Linked DNA regions of Homo sapiens: region 2 is linked to region 1. Evidence: read pairs that join two places in POLR2A ChIA-PET (ENCODE). Cell type or tissue: A673. All regions are shown on one strand. Region 1 overlaps RHOJ (ras homolog family member J). Region 2 overlaps PPP2R5E (protein phosphatase 2 regulatory subunit B'epsilon).

Region 1 (4,000 bases):
ATTTTCTTGGGAGAGACTTGGGTTAGCATCTGGCAGGGTTATATTTGTCCAGTATTTCTCACCATATAATGAATAGCCACTTAGAGAGCCTGGATTGTGTCACAAACAGCATCTGGAAGGATAACAGATACCAAAAAGTGACTAGCTGGGGATCTAAGTGGCTGTTTGGCAGATAATAGCTCAGAGCTGGAACTGTTTTCATGGACCTTTCTTCCTTCTTGAGAGCTTAACATGAAGAGTTAAGAAAATGCTTTAGAAAGTTTTTGCCAGACACCAAGTCTTTGCCTCCCCCATTACCCCGAGATGTGAGCAAAGCAGCCACTGAAAAATATTCGAGAGGGTGGACGTGCTTTATGCAAGAGGAGGCCGATAAATCACACCTCCAGAGCTTAAATCGGACTCCTCATCAAGTCATAAATCTATTGACCCAGGTCAGAGGTTTGGAAATTTTCAATCTTACTTTCTAAGTGACTAACCTAGTAAAACGCATACCGCAGGCAGAGTTAGAAGTCACTCTCTTCAAGCCAGTCAAGAATATTAACTACAAATTCTTCACTTACAAAATTGTATGCATTTATCTTATTAAATCTTGCTTGCAGGCACTAAAACTAAGCATGATACACTCAACTAGAAATGAATTAAATACAATCATGTTTTTACAGGTATCCTGCATGAGAACCTCTCACAACACCTGATCGAGATACTGAACTCTTCCTACTTCTATGCACAGTAATGTCAATACTAACTAGCGCCAGACGTCCATGGAGTCCTTAGGATCCTAAGTACTTAATAATATCTCTCACTTCAGCCTCATAATAACCCTCTTAAGCAGATAGCGTTGGTCTCAGCTTACAGATGAGGAAACAGTCTTAGAAGACAAGCACATAGCTAATAACAAAGTCAAAAACTTCCAATCCAGCTCTGTGGACATCACCACTCGTGTACCTGACCGTCACGTAAATGACCTCCAACTGTGTATCTTTCCTTGGGTGAAATGGGTTTATGCCTGTAGGTGCTTCTACCTTCTCCTCAAACATTCATCCTCAAATGCTCTCATTAAGATACCTAAATATGTAGCTCCATAAATAATTGTAGGTGGCTCCTTTCTACACATTTTTCACAGCCAGGATGTCCCCATTGGCCGGCACCAGCTTCTTGCAGGAACTCGCGTTCTGTGTTCCTTCATGCCGTCAGCTTCCTAGCCTCACTTCTCATTGGGGAAGTTGTTTTTTTTCTGTCTGAAAAGAAGTCGTTTCAAAGCCTCCCATCTCGTTTCATACTTATTTTTGGAACAATGGCTGAGTTCACCATTTATATTGCCTTTTGCTAGTTTCTCCTAGCAACTGCTCTCAGATACAGACGGAATCATGTTTAGCTTACAAAATCCAATTTAGAAGAAAACCTAGCAAGATTTTAACTTGTTTTATCACAATTCATGTAATTATAGAGATGCTTTAAGTTTCTCTACTCTCTGACTTTTCTGTCAAGTAGTTTATAATCTCAGCTAGCATTTATGGAGTGTTTATAATGTGCTAGGCTTGGTGCCAGGCGCCTTACAGCCTTTGTCTTAATTAATCCTCACAGCAACCCCCTGAGGTGTGTATATTATTATCTCCACTTTCCTACAGGAAACTGAGGCTCAGAGAGGTTAAGATCGCCCAGCTAGCAAGTGGCAGAGTGAGGATAGAAAACTGTGCTTTAACCACCTGCTCTTCTGCCTCCCTCCTATAATCTGAAAAGAAACCTTTAGGTTTGGGGCTTCTTTTTTATATACTGGAGTCCCTTATTTTCATGTGCAAAGTTCCCCCCCAACTTAAAGGCTTTGCAAGTTCAGATTTTTCATATCTGATTCTTTCTGTTCAATACTTTTCCATTTCCAAAGCATTTTCCACCTAACATCTCTTTTTGGTCTCAAAGGGTGTTTTATTTTCAAAGGACATTTTTATATCATACACATTTACAATTCTTTATACTCCAAAGTCAACCACATTTACATATTTTGCACTAATTTATTATAAATATTCATTATTCTTTGACTTCTTTTATTCTCCCTCTTCTTTCTATTACTGTAGTTTTTAATCCTCAGCCTACTTTTCCCATTCTTTTACACATTTGTAACTGCCCCTATTGCTGCTAGAATTATTAAACAACAATTGATTAAGCACCTAATATGTGCCAGGTGCTATGCTGGATGCTACACTGTTTAGCTCTAAGATTGTAATTCTTTGTGCATTCTCTTTCCCAGTTCTATCTAATACAGTCTAAACATGATCTTCTAAGTTCAGACTTCCTAAGGTATTTTTTGATACAGGAATTTGCCATTTTTTCTTTTTTAATCTCTGGGTTCTCTTTGCCCTCTCCGGCCATCTTCTTCACACTGTGCCTTTTGTCGTTGTCACTCTTTAACTTGGCACCTGCTAAGTTTCCTGCTGGGTTTTTAACATGCACAGGTGGGATTTAAAGCAGCAAAATTGCTGCAAACACCCTGTCATCAATGTTCAGTCACGTTAATCAACTGGAGTCTTTAATGCCCTCTTCCTGACTGGAAGAGTCACTGCCACCTGCCTTGTGCTGGCCATTTTCCCTTTCTCCCTTGGTCATTGAAAGTCACTTCACCACTGGTGTCTGGGTTACAAAGGCCAGAAGAGGAGGGAGACAGGCAAACAAAAGCATGCCACCTGGATAAACACAGTAACACACATCTGGGCAATGTACCAGGTAGCACAGAAGAGAGAGAGACTAATACATTCACGGAAGGAGGTTTCAGAGATTTCTTTAACCAGGTAACATCTTATCCAGGTTTGAAGGATGAGGAAAAGTTTTTCAGGTGGGCAAAGGGGTCTGGGGAGGGCATAAAATTCTAGACAGGGAGACCAGGACATGCAAAGGCATCCTTTAAAGCATAGGGAGCAGATTGGCAACTGACGGGCCAAAGTTCACCCACAAATGTTTTCATTAGTCCAAACACATATTTTTATTGCAATTTAGTGGCCAACATTTAATAGTTTGGAAACACATTTCTAGCCTCTAAAAGAAATTCAGAAGGTCGAGCAACTCTAGCCCAGCATTTCCTCATCAACAGAAACTGTTAAACAGTCTCTTAGATTAAGCATGTATTCTTCAGTCTGCCACAATCCCCACCACTCCATATTATCCTATACTCAAGTAACACACTTTACATTATCCAGCCTTGAATTGGCATCTCTGCATTATAGTCTTCAAAGATCAGCAGCAAATCTGTCTGGCCTAGAAATGTTTTTCCTCTTTCACCAATTTGATCATAATGCTGACTTGTTGAGATGGCGGCTTTTCTCTTACAACCTGTTTGGTTCTTTTTCTTTTTCTTGGCTCTCTATTTGCCTTCTCTGTGTGCCTTTGCTAATTCTCAAATGAGGAATACAGAACTACTCTGCTACTAGCCATTTCTTTAGATACGAGCTTACTCTGTTTATTCCACTAACATCTTCTCTTCTTTTCTCTCCATTTACAGGACATGCCTTCCTTCTTCTTCCCTTCTCTCATCACCTTTACTATATCCGTAACAGCTTTGCCCATTTATTCATTAATTTTGCTCTTTCAGCCACAATTTCATGACATTTGCTAGAGACAGCCCAAAAGAGTAGTTAAGACTTTGGCTCAGGAGGCAGACAAATTCGAATCTCTGCCATTTTCTTAGTTGTGTGGCCATAAGGGAGGTTACTTAGCCTCTCTGGGTATCAGTTTCCTGAGCTGTGAAATGAGGATGGTGACAGATTTTTCCTTGTAAAGTTCTTGTGACAATGAAATTAGCTCATGTACCACAAGGTCCAGCTCAGCAAACTATAGTTGCTGTTAAATCCATGAGCCCTCTCAGACATGTCTACAGCTGGGAAGATCTCTTTGCCTTTATCCCTTCCAGTTACTTTCTATCTTATTCTATAACTTGTCCTGCCCCAACTAGAACAACATGGAAGAAGTACTAGGTTTTCTTTTACTTGATTAGTCATTACGGTTTTTTTTT
Region 2 (4,000 bases), 160 kb after region 1:
GAATGGCGTGAACCCAGGAGGCAGAGCTTGCAGTGAGCTGAGATAAAGCCACTGCACTCCAGCCTGGGGGACAGAGTGAGACTCCATCTCAAAAAAAAAAAAAAAAAAAGAAAAAGAAAACAACATTCATCTCCTTGTATATCTCCATTAGAGCTCTTGGGTAACAAGGTGGATAGTCAATGAGTAGTAATACTTTGGGGGAAAAGAAAAACAAAACGTTTTTCTAAGCAGTGGGCCTCAACAGTGAATTCAGAATATTTGGTGGACCATGTGTAAACAGAAGTGTTGTCATCTAGGCTTTGCTGTTCCATTTACAGAGCATAGGCAGGGTAGATTTAGCATGGTTGTTAGACGCCCTAAGATTTTCAGAATGGTAAATGAGCACTGGCTTCAACTTAAGTCACCAGTGGCATTAGTTCCTAACAAGAGAGTCAGCCTGGCCCAAGCTTTGGCACTGATTTCTCCTCTGCAGCTGTAAAAGTCAGAGATGGTAACATCTTCTAATAGATGGTTGTTTCATCCACATTGAAACTCTGTTGTTTGGTGTAGCCACCTTCATCAATGTCTCAGCTAAGTCTTCTGGACAACTTGCGGCAGCTTTAGCTTCTACAACAGCATTTAGTGCTTCACCTTGCACTTTTATGTTAGAGAGATGGCTATTTTCCTTAAACCTCATAAGCCAACCAACCTCTGTTACTGTCCAACTTTTCTTCTGCAGCTTCCTCAACTCTCTCAGCCTTTATACAACTGAAGAGAGCCAAGGCCTTGCTCTGGGTTAGGCTTTGGCATAAGGAACGTTGTGGCTGGTTTGATATTCTATCCAGACCACTGAAACTTTCTCAATTATCAGCAATAAGGTTGTTTTACTTTCTTATCATTCACATGTTTACTGGAGTAGTAGTTTTAATTTCCTTCAAGAACTTTACCTTTAAATTCACAACTTGTCTAATTGTCTGATGCAAGAGGCCTAGCTTTTGGTCTGTTTCAGCTTTTGACATGCCTTCCTCACTAAGCTAAATCACTTCTAGCTTTTGATTTAAAATGAGAGACATGTGACTCTTCCTTTCATTGGAACACTTAAAGGCCATTATAGGGTTATTAATTGGCCTAATTTCAATACTGTTGTGTCTCGGGGAATAGGGAGGCCTGAGAAGAGGGACAGAGGCTGAGGAACAACCGCTCAGCAGAGCAGTCACAACACATACAACATTTATCGATTAAGTTTGCTGTAGGGGCACATTTCATGGTGTCCCAAAGCAATTAAAATAGTAACTTCAGGTCGGGCGCGGTGGCTCACGCCTGTAATCCCAGCACTTTGGGAGGCCAAGGTGGGTGGATCACAAGGTCAGGAGATAGAGACCATCCTGGCTAACATGGTGAAACCCTGTCTCTACTAAAAATACAAAAAATTAGCCAGGCGTGGTGGCGGGCGCCTGTAGTCCCAGCTACTCAGGAGGCTGAGGCAGGAGACTGGTGTGAACCCCGGAGGCAGAGCTTGCAATGAGCCGAGACAGAGCCACTGCACTCCAGCCTGGGCGACAGAGCGGGACTCCATCTCAAAAATAAATAAATAAATAAATAATTTTTAAAAAGTAACTTCAAAGATCTCTCATCACAGATCACTATAACAGATATAGTAACAATGCAAAGGTTTGCAATATTGCAAGAATTATCAATATGTGACACAAAGATATGAAAGGGGCATATGCTGTTGGAAAAAATGGTACCAACAGTTTTGTTCCACACAAGGTTGCCACAAACCTTCAATTTGTTTGGGCACAGTGGCTCACGCCTGTAATCCCAGCACTTTGGGAGGCTGAGGTGGGTAGATCATGAGGTCAGGAGTTCGAGACTAGCCTGACCAACATGGTGAAACCCTGTCTCTACTAAAAATACAAAAATTAGCCAGGCGTGGTGGCTCCCGTGTATAATGCCAGCTACTCAGGAGGCTGAGGCAGGAGAATTGCTTAAACCCCGGAGGCGGGAGGTTGCAGTGAGCCAAGATCGTGCCATTGCACTCCAGCCTGGGTGACAGAACAAGACTTCGTCAAAAAAAAAAAAAAAAAAAAGCAACCCCCAATATCTATGAAGTGCAATAAAACGAGGTGTGCATGTGATTTGTTTATACCCATAAGAGCTGCTTTGCTTTCCTAATTCTAGAAGTCTGTAGGTGGTATCCAGACTTCATTTAATTGTTAAAAATGGTTTCCACAACACATAGATTACTTTTATCTCTTACTCTTTTCTTCCCCTAACAGGAATACCAGTTCTCAAAGTACAAGTCCCATCAAGTTGGATCAAAAGCTCTCGGTACTAATGCTGATACTGTAACATGCCATTATACATCATTACTCATCCTGGTTTGCAAAACCCATCTATCACTTCATTAGTATTTCATAAAAAACACTATCATTTCCCTCACTAATTCTGGTGAAGTGATTTTGTTTTACAGTAACACGAAAGAGAAATCAGCGGGGACAGTGATTACCCAACAGGCAGGATCATCTTGGAATTAGAGAACTTAAGAACCACTGTGGCAATGGAATAAAACACATCTCAGTGACGGAGTATTTTAAGTACAAAGAAGTAACAGTGGGTTCCACCAATGATCGTAAAATCAAGTATCTAATAAAATCATTGAAATGTAAAAATAGTATTTACTGAATACTTGCCACATGTTAGAGACTGTTCTAAAACTTTTATAAATATTGTCGCTAGTCCTCACAAAACCCCCCAAAGACAGGTATTACACAAATTAGGAAAGTGACCAGCACCAGGATGTATATATACAATGGGCTTAGAGGGAATGAGGGCACCAAGTGGGACGTGGTTCCAGTTTTCCTTACAGAACAGTAAGCACACGTTCTATGGACTGTATATGTATGTATGGTGTTGAGTACCCTGATATGCAAACAAAAGCACAAGCATGTTACCTAGGTGGAATATTTAAGGAGGGACTGGGAAAACTATGGCTACCCTCCCCCCACCCTATGTACCTCTTAGCACCACACAAAAATGGAGAACCCCTAAGTTAAAGTAACTTGCTCACATTGATGTAGAAAGTATGGCCAGAGCTGGCATTTGAACCCAGGTCTGTATGGTTCCAAAGCCTTGCCTTTTCTTTTCTTTTCCTATTTTTTTTTTTTTTTTTTTTTGAGATGAAGTCTTGTTCTGTCACCCAGGCAGGAGTACAGTGGCACAATCTCAGCTCACCGCAACCTCCACCACCCAGGTTCAAGCGATTCTCTTGCCTCAGCCTCCCAAGTAGCTGGGATTACAGGCATGTGCCACCATGCCAGGCTAATTTTTGTATTTTTAGTACAGATGGGCTTTCACCATGTTGGACAGGCTAGTCTCAAACTCCTGGCCTCAAGTGATCCACGCGCCTCAGCCTCCCAAAGTGCTAGGATTACAGGCGTGAGCCACCGCGCCCAGCGCCTTGTCTCTTTCTACTCTATCATAATATCCCCTTTCTGTAAATGCTCCAGAGTGTCTAAGTACCGTATATAATTAGTAGCTAACAATTTCAGAAATCACCAAATATGAAAAATAAGTTATACTTCTAAGAAGCCGAAACTACCATCTAGAATTTTCTAATGCCCTAGAACAGCATGTACACTAACAGACTCAATGCCTCCTAAGATAAAGCTCCAGTGTATTTTAAAACACATACAAATGATAGGAGTCTCTTTTTTTGGCTGGAGAATGGGGAGGAAAAGAGGGAGAAAACGGTCTCCCTTAGGAGACCAAAGCTGGTTTAACACCAAGCTGGTCCATATGGATGACAGAATTTTTGGATTATGCTAAACACTCAGTTTAAAATCTGGGTATAATCCAATGACATCCAATATCTTAATCATAATTTGAGAGACTGAAATGCCTACATTTTAAGGAGGAATTCATTCATTCAACAAATTTCAAGAAGACCTGGACTAGGTAGGAGGTATTATGGATGCCACAGATATGTGCAGGACACAGTTCCTTCTTAGGTGTGCTTACA

The links. Peaks named below come from ENCODE experiments on the same cell type or tissue, not always from the same donor. Only the 100,000 strongest peaks of a DNase experiment are listed, where the experiment ranks them.
Region 2: POLR2A ChIA-PET joins it to region 1 with 8 read pairs; 2 of 35 experiments call an interaction of 5 or more read pairs at or near these places.

What each region holds. Positions count from the first base shown.
Region 1 is chr14:63,283,609-63,287,608 of GRCh38, forward strand. The region is part of intron 4 of RHOJ (ras homolog family member J); the gene reads left to right. Among named protein-coding and RNA genes, the nearest start is that of GPHB5, 33 kb to the right of the region's middle. In A673, no CTCF peak of the experiment used is centred here; a DNase peak (open chromatin) is centred at 1,543; H3K27ac peaks cover 565 bases.
Region 2 is chr14:63,446,739-63,450,738 of GRCh38, forward strand. The region is part of intron 3 of PPP2R5E (protein phosphatase 2 regulatory subunit B'epsilon); the gene reads right to left. Among named protein-coding and RNA genes, the nearest start is that of PPP2R5E, 95 kb to the right of the region's middle. In A673, no CTCF peak of the experiment used is centred here; no DNase peak of the experiment used is centred here.